Linked DNA regions of Mus musculus: region 1 is linked to region 2. Evidence: chromatin contacts called from ENCODE Hi-C or POLR2A ChIA-PET data. All regions are on one chromosome and are shown on one strand. The core of a region is the stretch at or near the end of the contact, and the rest is flanking DNA. Distances in the headings are between cores, read along the strand shown. Region 1 holds the start of Snap47 (synaptosomal-associated protein, 47). Region 2 overlaps Snap47 (synaptosomal-associated protein, 47).

Evidence for each region. A loop is a pair of places that touch in the nucleus more often than their neighbours do. ChIA-PET counts read pairs that join two places held with the same protein, here RNA polymerase II (POLR2A).
Region 1: POLR2A ChIA-PET joins it to region 2 with 17 read pairs in Patski. The contact joins the promoter of Snap47 here to the enhancer-like site in region 2. A Hi-C loop is called at or near these places in 1 of 37 maps with a recorded cell type or tissue (heart). POLR2A ChIA-PET finds 5 or more read pairs at or near these places in 2 of 5 experiments (Patski and embryonic stem cell).

What each region holds. Positions count from the first base shown.
Region 1 is chr11:59,446,849-59,453,630 of GRCm38, reverse strand. It overlaps Snap47 (synaptosomal-associated protein, 47), which reads left to right and starts at 3,597. Exons shown (of 5, transcript NM_144521.3): 1 at 3,597-3,716. Jmjd4 (jumonji domain containing 4) reads right to left here and starts at 3,586. Exons shown (of 6, transcript NM_178659.6): 1 at 3,119-3,586; 2 at 2,791-2,956; 3 at 1-120. The coding sequence starts at 3,386.
Region 2 is chr11:59,409,046-59,416,049 of GRCm38, reverse strand. The region is part of intron 4 of Snap47 (synaptosomal-associated protein, 47); the gene reads left to right. Among named protein-coding and RNA genes, the nearest start is that of Prss38, 37 kb to the right of the region's middle. Within about 2 kb of position 2,325, at least 1 of the 3 ENCODE cell types and tissues checked has a DNase peak (open chromatin) inside an H3K27ac peak, as active enhancers do.

The DNA.
Region 1 (6,782 bases), core at 2,348-4,847, 36 kb before region 2:
CCTGCATAGACAAAACGATAGTCATCCACATTGAGGACGTCCCAGAACTCATTCAGCCAGTCTGACGAGAAGTACACGGGCAGGGTGAATATGTCTTCCAAGTCATTCACCAAGGAGTCTCTGTGGAGAGCACAGGAGCTAGCACAGGAGTCCACTCTTTACCCCACCCAAGCAGGTGCACCCCCATCTAAGAGGGCCACCTAAAATCACCCAGTGCTAGTGGACTTGCTCAGTTCAGAATGCTGAAGATGACTCTGGGGACACCCCAGCTTAACCACCCCACTTAGGCAGTAGTCACTGAGCCTCAGAGCACATGGTGAGCATCAGTCCAGGGAGCTACAGGCCTCCCCCTTTTCTTCACCAACACTTCAGAGCCTAATGGTACCTGGCATCTGCAGGCTGCAGCCCCAAGTGTGAGAGTCTCAAAACCCATCAATGGGCCTCCAAATGATGGATTACACTAACACCATCCTTAAGGGAGATTCTGGGAAAAAAACTTCTAGATTCATCTGCCTATAACTCCCAACAAAAGACAGAGATGGCCAGAACCCTAGTAGCAACAAATTATCTGTAGGTCCCCAAACATCAGGATCCTTTGCCTTTGCACATGTAGCAAACTCATTCATCTTTTAAATTCTCAGGTATGGCTTCCTCTGCGGCCTCCTGATTATGCAATGCTACGCCTTCTGCCCTTTCTGGCTTCAGGTTCTAGACAAAAGTACAGTCAAACACTATTTCAAATGGACAATTTTCTAGCATAAATATGCCAGTGTAATATTTGGTAAATACTTATACCAGCAGCATCAAAGCAAGCAAACAAAAAAGACCAAAAAGCTGGGTGTGGTGGCGCACGCTTTTAATCTCAGCACTCGGGAGGCAGAGGCAGGTGGATTTCTGAGTTCGAGGCCAGCCTGGTCTACAGAGTGAGTTCCAGGACAGCCAGGGCTATAAAGAGAAACCCTGTCTTGAAAAACCAAAAAAAAAAAAAAAAAAAAGTTTACCTAAAATTCCAAGCTACTACACACAACAGTATTAGGGCCTGTGTTAAGGTTTGCTCTGTTGCTAAAGTCTGTACCCTAAGGTCTAGACCTAGGAGTGAATTCTCAGTTACCAGCTCTTGTTGTGCAAACCTTGTTCCTTAATTTAAAACTATTGATTAAATAAAAATGGCTATGGCCAATTACTGGAGAAATTAGAGGTAGGCAGGGGTGGGAGGGTTTAGTTACCTGGTTGAGCATGAGAAAAAAGGAAAGAACGAGGAGGTGAGGAGAAGGCGCCATGAGAGATGGCCCTTGAGCACATGGCCGGGGGAAACATCACGCACTTGGGGAACACCACTGGGGGTGTAGCCAGGCCACGGTTAGAAAAGTAGAACAGGGGTTTCCCCCAGCAATTATCAAAGCTAAATAAAAAAACCACAGTCTGAGTATCATTTATTTGTACACTAGTGGGGATAAGCTTAAATTGGTTGTACTACAGGCCTGTGAGTCTGTTTCTGCCACGATGAGATCCAGGACGTGTGTCTGGTCACACTTTACCCAGCTCCTGCTCTGGGCCCACAGAAGTAGCATGGCAGGGTAGCTGGAAGCTGGTGTTTCTCTTGCATCTGGTCAGTTATGGGAACTGCAGGGGCCTGAATTCCATCCCACTCTACAGTTCAGAGCCTTATTGCGCACACAAATGATACAGGAATTCAACTGTTCATTGGTTCACTCAATGTTACACTGTGCCTTTTGCTGGGGGTCTGAGTACAATGGTCTGTACTTGTGAAAGGGACGTCAGGTAGAGGAAAACACACAGTCGCAGGGTCACCATGGAAAAGGGTAATGCTCTTCCCAAAGAGAGCATCACGTGAGCTGGGTCTTAGGGACAGCCCAAACTCCTGAGATGTAGGGAGCGCCTCGGCTTATGATGGCCTTACGTACTGACATGTCCAAGCTGAAAATACCATAAATGTCAAAACATACTAACAGTATGTGTTTATATGCTCACAACCTTAGCATTCCCAGTTCCAAAAGGAAAACACAACAGTGTGCCTAAGTGCATGACTACCGTAGCTTAGCACAGCAACAGAGCACACTGTAAAGGTGTGATCATTTTAGTAGATCCGGGGGTTTAGATGGAGGTTATGGCTTCTTGACCCTGTCCATCATTGAGAGAGAAGGGTGGGAGATGAACAGACCATATATAGCTAGCCTGGGAAGACACCATAATTCAAATTTTGAAGTAGTTTCTACTGACTGCAATGCATTCTTGCTCCAGCAAGACGTCAAAAATCTCCTAAGTAAAGCTGTCACAAGATGCTGTGTGAGAAAAGTGGAAGCTGATAAGGGAGAGTATTGAATGTGTCTTTAAAGAGTAAAGGGGTTTCCAAAGTGGGACAAGAGTGGTTGCGGAAAGGTCACTTGTCCCTTTAGAGAGCTTAGAATGGCCCAGGGGATGGCAAGAATCCCCAGAGCAATCGTAGAAGGAACAAGCGTCCTCTCAGTGGGGTTGCAGAGAGGACAGCCCCAGAGGATCTGAGATACCAGCTCAAAAATACAGAAGAGGAAGGAGACACCAGGCCGCCTGTACCCATACAAGATGTACGAAAGACTTACCTTCCCCATAATAGTCTACCTGGCTCGCTATGTTGATCTCCCCACATCTTCGCATCAGTTCTGTGATACACATTAGAACTCTGCTGTAGAGGTAGCCCCTCTGAGTGCAGTGGGCGTGCTCCACCTGGACTGGCTGCACTAGCTGCTTAGGGTAAGTGCCCAATGGCCATGCGCCGTCCTGTCTTATTACCTGCACAGATGCCAGTCCTTGAGGTAGAGGCAGCCCCGCGAAGAGGAGTAACTCCCTTGGATGTAGTCCTTCCAGTAACTGATATAGTCGCGGAAGGACATGTGCTCCTTGGGGTTTGAATTGTATTCTCGCACTCCACAGTTGGCAACCGGTACAACCGCGTCTCCTGCAGCGAGAGAGTCAGCACAGAAATGGCAGAGTCATACACGTAGTTCACCATCTTGGGGTCCGGCCACCCTCTGGCCGAATTATCCAGACTCCACTAGTCTGTCCGGCCCCGGCCGCCCTCCCATGCCGGGGTCTATACCTCCCGTCTGCGCCCTCCTACCATACTTCTGCTGCAGATACTCGAAGTCAGGCTTTCCCTCCGAGGTCACCCAGCGCCGCCTGCTGCCCCAGCCCTCGGTGAAGGCGCTAGAAAACACGCAGGGCAGGTTAGGCAGCAGGAAGCCCTTCACGAAGTCAGCATAGGAGAAGGCGTTCGGGGTCTGAATGAAGGTCACGCCGCTGGGTGTGGGGCCGCCACCGCCGCTAGGGACTGGGTCTCGGAGGTCCCGGTAGTACCGCTCGGCAAAGGTGCGTGTCTCCCGATCCATCCACCGGGAAACCTGACCCCAGAGGCCCAGTCCGGCTTCTCGCTACACCCCAAATAGGGACCGGAGGCTGAGAAACCCCCTAAAATCAGCTCGGAGTGGTAACCACAGAGAAAGAGCCCGGAACGAAAAGCCACAGGTGCGACATTCCAGCAGGAACGCGGGCCTTGGGGCTCCCAGGGTGTGCGCGTGCGCGCCTACGCGGCCCCGCCCTCTCGCGCAGGCGTACAAGCGCTCGCCGAGTGGCTGACCTGCTCCCCAGCTGCTGGCGTCTCTGTCTGGTGGTCCAGTGGAGCGTGCCATTGCGTCTTCTGCGTGCTCCTCTTGCCTCAGGTGAGCTGCTACCGCGCAGCTAGCCAGTACCGGAGCCCGCCACCGACACAGGAGATGAACATCAGTCTCAAACCTCAAAGGATGACTGGGTCCTGAGAGGATGCTGGGGCGCAGAGCGGGCGGTCAGGATCCGCGGGGGGTGGGGCGGCGGGGTGGGGGTGGGGCGGCGGGTGGGGGTGGGGCGGCGGGGTTGGGCGGCGGGGTGGGGGGTGGGGGTGATGTTCCCGAGTGTCTTGGATAGATTGTGGAGGAACCTTTTAAAGGATTGTGATGTTTCCTTAGAAATAGAACGAGGAAAAATTAAAAGGAGAAAATGAGCTTTTTTGGGGGGCGGGGGGGGGGAGATGCTGAGGTTCAGGTAGAGAGGTATGTATGCATTGGGAAGAGGGGAAGGATAGAAACGAGGCGGAGGAGGGTTGTTTGGCCAAACTCGCCTGTTGTGGCCTTTATCGTGACGCTTGTCTGGAGCTGTGTTGCGGCTAGGTCATGGTAGAGATGACAGCTCATAGAGAAATTCAAGTGACGAGAAACATCGATGCCAGGACTCGTGGTGCACGCCTATAATCCCAGTATTGGGGATGCTGAAACGGAAAGGTTCCGAGGTTCTAAGCCAAAATGAACCACAAATCATGACTTAGCTCCAAAAGAAAAAAAGCCAGGTTACAATAACAACAACAATAAAACCCCAACGCACCCAGAATTCCATTCACGTGTAATCACTAACTCTGGTATTGAGCCAGTTTTTTCCAGGTATGCATGTGTTTATACATTTTATCCCTGTTACCCCCTCCCTCTCTTCCCTCTTTTCCTGCATTGGCAGCATGTTATATTTGGAAACACCATTTTAGATTTTTTAAAATCTCCTCCTACAATTGGCCTACAATTCTTAAAATTCCTGGACAGGTTGAGTTGATAAATGCCATTTTGCATGCTAATGAGTCCAACACCATCCAACAGCCAGTAGGGTAGATTCCAGATGGAATGGCTCACTGAAAGACCTGAGTAGGATCAGAGGGTGGGGACTTTGAACCCAGCCCTCAGCTTCTAGGGCTAAAGGTTGAGTGGGTCATCAGTGGTCAGTGTCTCATCAGTCATGTCCACAGCATCCCTAGAAGACCCATTCAGAGGATCCTATGTGCTTAGGGAGGTGAGGGCTGGTTCTTCTTAGAAGTTGGTGGTTTTCTGAGTAATACGAGCTTCTAGGGGAACTCCAAACCAAGGAGGACCTCTGGAACCCTGCTTTCTAGGTGCTGGCCATCAGAGTGGTACTACAACCTGGGCTTGCATCTGCACCAATGTAGGGACATCTTGGGAGACAGAACCCCACCCTTGGGACCTAATATGATCTTGAGGCAGACATTTGTCAGAGCTGAACTGAATTAAGGACATTCTTCCTCTGGTGTTCACTGATAAGGACCCTTTTAGGGTCCCAGAATCCTGTACTGACTAGGACATGAGAGTAGAGGTAAAATATGTAGTTTGTTTTGTTTTCTGGGAAAGTATGAAACCCAGTTAGGAATTACTTCTTTGCTTGAGTATCTAAGACCATTGTCCACGAGCAAGAAAGAGGTCAGGGCCAGCAGGTAGGTATATATGCTCTCAAGAGCTCTGGGGCAGCGTAGCCTGTGGCACTGTAATGGGAACATGAGCCCTTGTGCCCTGTGTAGTTAGTGCTGTAATCCTGGTCTTCACATGATAGCTGGCCTCTGGGTGTTAGTAACAGAGCCGATTATGTGAGGCCTGGCGAGAGGCCCGAAACCCAGGTGTGTGCCCATGAAGTTGCCTCTCCTACCTCCAGCTGGGAAGTGCTGGTGATGCACATCCCCAGCCCACACAGACCTATGGAAACTGCGCATCCTGGGCAGAGCCACCCCAGAAGAAAACAGGAAAGGATTGGAATTGGCACCCTGGGGAGGGGAGGGGAGGTGGAAACACTGCACAGTCTCATTTCTCTCTCTGAATTTCTAGAGCATACCCTGCAGCAAGGCTGTGGTGTTTGCTCGAAACATCCTCAGACAGCATGCCTGAGCCTCCCAGGGTGGGGATGGGAACTTCTGAGGGAGTGGAAAGAGGGTCTGCTACAGAGCAGGAGGGCAGGTAATGGAAAAAGCCAGTCTTGCCGCCCCCGCTCGGACACACTGCCCCACTGTTCTCCCACTCAGCCTTGTAATGGGAAGGTGTGCAAAATGTTGCGTCTTCTGTTACTTTGGAAATTAACTAAAAATAGGCTGTTTACTTGCTATTGAGTTTTACTCAAGGGCACATGTGTGGTGGAAATGCTGAAAGAGACCCATTATGCCAATCCCAGTGTGTTAGGAGTCACAGTGACGTGGGCCTATTCCCCAAGAACGTCATTTATGTGAATTTGCTTGACACCCAGGGGTTGCCTGACATGACTTCCCACAGTAATTGTGTCTCTCTCACACAGGGTCCTCTCAGGGCTAACTACTCTGTACCTGTCCTGGTGAAGGCAAGTTATAACCTTACAAAGGCAGATACCACACAGAGAATTCAGGAACAGAGCATCTCTGGAGGGCCCATTCACTGTGTGTACACTGGGTGTCCATGCAGTGTGCACGAGACGCGATTCTGGGCAGGTGCCCTTTGGTGCACATGTTGAGTTGCATTGGGAAAGCTCTCAGGTCTGGAGTGCTGTGGTTGGTAGTGGGCACTAGGAAGGGTAAAGGTGCTCTTTAAGTAGAAGCTTTAAGGTAGAAAAACAATTCAGAGACAGGACAGTGAGGAGCCTTGAGATGGCTGTAAGGGAGGGGGGCAGCAGAGTGAAGCTCAGAGCCCATTAGAGTGAGCAGAGTTGGACTTGAACGGAGCCAAGCTAAAAGTGAAAAAAGAAAAAGGAGATTTATTCAGTGTGGCCACATTGGAAGAGGCACAAAGAGATCTGATGAACCACCAAGTCCTGAAGTGAGATTAAATAGAAAGCAGAAGATTTGCATACCTGAGCAGTACAGGTGTGGCCACACACACTGTTAATCCATCCTTGTCTGGACTTTAGTCTCCTTCTGTAAGGTGGTCTAAGAAGTTGTTAAAATTATGTGAAATCAAAAA
Region 2 (7,004 bases), core at 1,076-3,575:
CTTAGCCCTGCTTTTCTTGTTAGAGTTCTACCTTTTCCATCTGAAGTAGTTGGTTCATCTTGAGTTCATTTTTGCGTGTAGAATGAGGTGGCTTCCACATTGCTGGTGAACTGTTTTCCCCTTTGCATCATCTTGAAGCCCTGTCAGATGTCCACTAGCCATGGAGGTATGGGTTTCTCTCTCTCTGCTGCTTTGTTCTGGTCTATTGATCAGTGTTTTAATTACTGTAACTTTGTAGCCACCTCTGTGTGATATACCTCTGTTGTCGGTTACTTTTTAGTCTTTGAGACAGGTAGCCCAGGCTGCCCTAAAAACTCATTATGTAGCCAATATGGACCTTGGACTCCTGAGCCTCCAGCTCCCCAAGTGCTGGGGTCACATATGTGTTTACCACCACACCCAGCTCCCACTCTGTGAGAGTCACTTTGGCGTCCTAGGTCCCTTACATAAGGTTCTGAAAGTTAGCCGTTCCGTTTTGGTTTACAAACTACAGCTTGCATTTTGACCCTGCCTATACTGTCTCTGTGTCACTTTGGGAGGTTCCATGGCCAGAACAGCCTGAAGCCTTCTGACCCAGCACCTAGGGAATCTTTCTGTTTCAGCTTCTAACTTCATTAAGCAAATATTTTACGTGAATGCTACTGTTCCATTCTCTAGGATGCTGTCATAACCAGGGTGATTGTCTCGACTTCCTTTTCCAGTCCTTTGCTACTGCTACAGGAAGCTGCAGGCTTTTGTCCTGCAGCTGGTTGAGTTCATGGCTCAGACCTGGTCACCTTTTTAGCTGAGCTGTAGGTTTTTGTAGTCAGATGATAGCCTCTGCACACAGGAATCATTTGGGTGTTCCCTTTCCTGCTTCACCAGTTATTTTATTTTCTGTGTATGAGTGATTCTCCCACATATATGTCTGTGGTACTGTGTTCGGGTCCTGTTCCTTCAGAGGCCAGAAGAAGGCATCCATTCCTGAAACCAGAGCTGCAGCCAGTTGTGAGGCAACCTGTGTGCTGGGAATTGCACCCAGGTCCTCTGGAAGAGCAGCCAGTGCTCTTAACCACTGTGCCATCTCTGCAGCCCCTGCTTCACTGTTTGACCTCCATGATGTGGTTGCCCTATTGGTAGACACTCATGAGCTCTGTCACCTCTGTTCCTGAGGGCATGCTGGGCTTCATTGATGCCCTTGCTTTGTCAGTGGAAGGTCTTTTTGGTTGTGTCACTGATGTTGAGTCTTTGATTCCTCACAGAGCCCCTGCACTCTGGGATCTGTCCCATAGGGATTCAGTCTGTTTCCTGTGTTGTGTTTTCATTTTCATTTGTCTCTAAGAATTTACTAATTCCCTTTCATTGGTTGTTGCAGAGCATGCTGTTTAATTTGTAGATACCTATGAATGTTAATGGATACCACTGTGGTCAGAGAAGAAACTTATTATTTCAGTCACTGTACATTTAATGAGATTCATTCCCTGGCATATGATGTATGCTGGAGAAAGTCACTGAAGCATGGGGTATTCTACTTCACTCCTAAAATCCTGGGAATCCAAAAGTGAAGTATTTTCCCATGTTCCTCTGCTGGCCAGTAGCCACAGCCTCTAGAGTAGCTTCAGGGTGGGGCTGGCTGCTGAAGAACCAGGGCAAAATTGGAATGTGAGTACCCTTAGCCTTACCTCAGAAGACTGCCTCGGGGTTGAGTGCATCACTGATGCCCGTTGGTTTAATCACCCCGCACCCCTTCCAGACAAGGGCTGAACAATTGGAGGCTCCTGGGGCGAGTGTGCATGGAGACAATGGAAGCCCCGCCCTGTAGCCACACCTGAACTCTTCCATTTCTGGTAATTATCTTTGGTAATTACCCTCATGGTGAACCAGTCAACATAATTGTTTCCTAAGTCTGTGAACTATGAGCAAATCAGTACAACCCAAGGAGGAGCTGTAGGACCCTCCCGGTTATCCGCACTCTCGGTGTTAAAAGGGGCAGTGAGGCTACACTTACTCTTCCCCGTGTCCTCAGGTTGAGGAGTGGATTATAGTTCACTGTGTGCAGCGTGAAGGTGGCACATGCTACATCCTCACCATGTAACCAGTTGTGTTAGTATTATGATGTTACTGTCCCTGTCATGCAGCAGGGCTGTACCGAAGGCTTGGATAAGAACAGATAGTGCTTTGTGAAGCAGCGTGAGGCGCTCACATGTCAGCTAAGATTCTGGGGAGCCATGCCTCAGCACATCTTCCTTATGTCCCCCGACTTGTGTAGTCTTTATGCACACGTTTGACTCTCTTTGAGGTCACCTATGATTGAGCTGTGTAACAGTGGCCTGGGTCAGCTTTCGACCTGTGTAGTCAAGTACCACTGCTGGGCCTCAAGTGAGAGCAGCTATTTGTCACTGATGGCTACCTGCCAGATGTAGTTCTAGGCCCATAGATCCCTGAAGACCTGAGCATAGCCACTCTGCTGTCTCTAAGTTGCCTCAGGAGTGGCACAAGCAAGCCCATGCACGCCATAGAATGCAGGGACCATGAGCCTCACATCCACCCTCCCTGCCAGCCCCAGACCACCAGCAGCCCCTAGGAATGCAGCTGCTGGGCCGTGAGACCGGGTGGTCTGTGAGCTCTGTGTGTGATGGGTTGCAGCAGAGCATGCTCCTGCAGCCCCTAGGGCTTCACCGCTGTGAAAGCCAACTTTCCCTTCTTTACCTTCTCCACAACATGTTAATGGCTCAACTGGAAGAACAGTTCACAGTTGCAGACAGCTTGATTTATCCCAGCTCTGTTCTTAAATGGTTGCTAATTTCTCACTGTAGGAAAATTCACAGTTACTGGGTGAGTCAGTGTAAGTACAGCTGAGAGCAGACAGCCTCGCTCATGCAGACTGTGGGTGCTCGGGTTCACAGAGTCATAGGACAGGGAGGAGCAGAGCGTCACTGCTCAGATCCTATATGAAGGTAGAAACCTGTGTGGGCACACAGAGTGTGTCCTGAGCTAGGCTGTCTTGACAGCACAGCTGTACACCACGAGGCGCTGAGACCCCTTGAGAGTATATGTGGAGACATGTCCACGTGGTCAGTGCATCTGCACCACCTCAATCAGTGCTGGTTACATACTGTGCTGTATGTAGATATTGTGCTGTGGACAATGTAGAGATGCCGAGGGGGCTGACATCTCTCTGTGTTTGCTCCTCTGGTTACCTGGTGTGACCGCGCCAGCCGGGACTGTGTTGGTGGTGCTTGTCTGAGTCCAGGCAGCCTGGTGCTGAGAGACCACTCATCACATCACCACCGAGCTGTGAGCTCTGGTCCAGAGAAGCCTTGACCCTTGGGACTGTTGGGGCCAGCAAGGCTAGAAAGCCCTTCCTAAGGATTCCCTGCGAATGGCCCTCTGCAAAGTTGTGTTTGTGCTGCCCTGAGGACACAGCTGTGCGGGCCCTCCTTCCTGAACTTACAAGTTTCTCCACTTCTGCCTGGTTCCTGCCTGAGCCACCTGGAGTTCCCCTCTCCTACCACAGACACTAAGAGGAGCTGATGTGACCCCGACACAACAGCTGCCGACTGTTGTATTGTAGCCATAGCTTCTCTGGGAGAAGAACCCTCAGTTTCCCAAACTTTCCCAGACACAGGCTTGCACATGGTTGTGTCCTGCCTGTCTAGCAGGGGCTGAGCATCCACGCAGGTGAGGCTGCCTGGTTACCGTGTTGTTTGTTGAGTGTCAAGGACTTGTGGGAATGTCCACTCGGGTCTGGTCTTTGACGCACAGCCAGTCAGGGCTCATCAAGGGGCCCCCAGGGTATGTCAGAGGCTGGCAGCAATATGTGCTGATGACTAGACAGCTTGTCATCCTGAGCCACAGAGGGAACAACTGTTTCTAAGGTTTGGCCAGACTTCACGAGCTCCATTCTTTCCGTCCCCTGTTATATGGAATGTACATGGTGCTATTTAATTACTTCAATCCCTCTCTTAAAGAGAAAAGGCTACCAGTATTCTAGAGGTATTAGTGCTTGGAAGGTTAGCTCAGTGATTTTCTTTGTCTGCAGGCCTAGTAGCTGTTGGATGTCTTTTCAGTATGGCTTCTCAGTATTAATTAATTCCAAGTGCACTTTGGCAGACAGGCCAAGGGGTCTTAGCAGGCTATTTGGAATCAGTTCTATTTTTAAGACTTTTAAAATGGTGAGACTTTTTCCAAATCAAAGGTTGAATAGCAACCAGCCTTTATTTGAGTATTTGTATAATATAATGTTAAAACTTGGATAGGCAATCAGTTGTTTGTGCCATGGATTATTTATGTGTGATATTAGGCAAAGGTCACAGAATACAGTGTCTTGCTCTTTTGATTTGGTTTTGCTTTTGTTGTTTTGGGAGGGTTGTTTTGTTTTGTTTTGAGAAGGTCTTATGTAGTTTAGCCAAGATGACCTTGAATTTCTGGTCTTCTATCTTCTACTTACCAAGTGCTGAGATAACAGGCAGACATCACCACACCCTATTTCTATAATTCTGGGGTCTGAGCTTCAACTTTGCTGTATCCTCAGCCCATACATAGTCTTCCTTTGGCTACACTTTCACTGTGCACAAGGAAGAGCCAATTGATTGAGCTTTTCAGGAAGATGACAGAGGAAATGCAGTCTCACAGGATTATCATAGAGTGCACTCAAGGTCTGTGGCCTCTTGGTCCTGTTTCATATGGCTAGTATTCATGTTTGTCCTGGCTGAGATGTTTGTTAAGCCTGCTTTTCACACTGACAGATTAGGACTTCTGTATTGGGTATATTATACTTAACTAATCCTGACTCTCATTTGTTTACTTTTTGAAATATATTTTGGATATATTCACGTCTCACTCCTCAGTGTGTGGGTGGCTGTTTAAAACCTCTTGGTTTCTTCCTGTCCTGCAGCTTGGTGGCCACTCCAGGCTCTGAGGGCTGGTGTGGGTCCTGCAGCCCAGCATCCAGTTTGTGACTGTGCTTCCTCCAGGCCCAGATGAGGTCCTTGCTCTGTTTTCAGGGACATGCGATTTCTCACAGTGCCCTGGTGCTGTGACTGAGTCATCTGCCCATGGCAATGAACACTAGGCTAGTGGTTATGTCTCTTGTAACTGGCTCAGACTGAATCTAGGGAGCCCCAGAGCTCATGGCCAGTGCTCAGCTCTTCTGGACCTTATTCTAAAAAAGAGTTTGAGGTAACAGGTGAACAGTTTCTAAAATGAAGTTCTGGGAGTGGCATTGGGGGTGGGGGAGTCTATATTTCAAGCTTTTGTTTATCCAAAAGAGGAAAAAGTACACAACAGGAAACAAAACTGGGAGTGTCCTTTCATCGCGTATTTTGAGTTCTCACACAAGCATGTGGATGTAGTAATGAAATCCAGCCCACATGGGCTGAGCGTCCCTTTTCTGAAGCATTCAGGACTGTGCTGGTTTGGGCTTGTTTAGGATTTTTAAATCTTTCCGACAAGTGATAGCGCCTCCGGCCAGCACCCAGGCTAAATAAGCATGGACTCCACTTGTCTGCTGAGTACCTCTGACATGCACCTGAAGATGGTCTCAGAGGACACTTAGCGTGGACCTGCATTCTGGAGAGTTTGGTTTTGTTAAGTTTTTGTTTGTGTTGTTTTGTGTAATCCAGGCCAGACTCAAACTCTGTATGTCTCTGAGACTGACCTTGAACTCCTGGTCTTCTTGCCTCTACCTTCCAGGTCCTGGGATTGTATATGTGCCCCTCCATGTCTGATTGGAGTTTTGATGTGGCCTGTCCTGTGGGCTCACGGGTTGTGTTCAGCAGCAGTGTTTCATCAGCTCAGAAAGTCTCAGATTTGGGACTTGGGGGTAAGAATGCTAGCTTGTCAGGCTAACCTGAGGAATGGTAGTTTGAGTCACAGACAGCTTTTATTTTCTTCTTTAATTCTCTTCTTTCTTATAAGCATGGTTCTTCTTAAACACAGACAAGATAAACGGTTGTATCAATCAAGTGAGCCAGTGCCCGAGGGGCTACAGGATCCACACATAGCACAGCTGGAAACTGGTGCCCAAGTTCTGGCAGGACTTGTCCCCCAGCCTTCAAAGTGGTCATGGTCTAAAGGTATTTCTGTTTCAGACAGACACATGTACCTTAGGGACAAGGATGCTGGCTGAGAACTGCAGTACCGGCACATCAGTGTTCATGCCTCCTGGAAAGGCATGCGCTCTTATGGGACCCATGTGTGCACAGGCCCAGAGACTGTAGAGAGGCATAGCCAGGGCTCATGTGTGACCTGACTGTGGGAGGCTAGGAGGCTTGTCAGATGACATAACTGATAGGCAAGTGGGCGACACAGACAAGATAACCTTCCCACCACAGTGGGCAGGCGGGCAGGAGAGAAGGGTGGGGCTGGGTGTTAGGGATTTGTTTCCTTGTTTCAGTCTGCTGTCTGGTGTCAGCAAGTCTAGGAGATGGAAAAGACTACTGTATGATGTCATCACCCATCCCAGTGCTCACTGTCCCCACTGTGTGCTTTCCAGAGTTCCAACCGGCTCCTGGGGAACAGATCTAGAACTGCAGGCAGCCATCATAAACTGTCTCGTGATGGCAGTGTTCATGGGGAGACACGGGCTGTCTGAAGAGGAAACTCGTTTGGTGGCCCTAGCACAGGCCTTTGCAGTTTGCAGTTTATCTTGTGTCTCTAGCTATTGGGAAAGAGCTTAGGCCCTACGTCCTGGCATTTCCTGCTTGTGTTGTCTGTTGTTAGTCAGATGCAGAGTTCTTGACCAGGTCTCTAAGCTAGTGGAAATGCCACCCGATGAGCAAGGGTACCTTTGTGAATTAGAACTGAGCACTTAGTGTGTCACCATGGCGCCAGCTGGGTGCAGATAGAGCAGTTGGGCCACCTTAGATGTGTGGTAGTTCTGCCTGGGCCCTCATGGGACACTTGTATGTGTGACATCAGGTAAGGGTCAGGGAAGGTTTTAGGATATAATGCAGTCACTAGACAGGCCTTGGGGACCTCAGAAGTCTCCACTCAACCCATCCCTGCCATATGTTGCTGTGGGG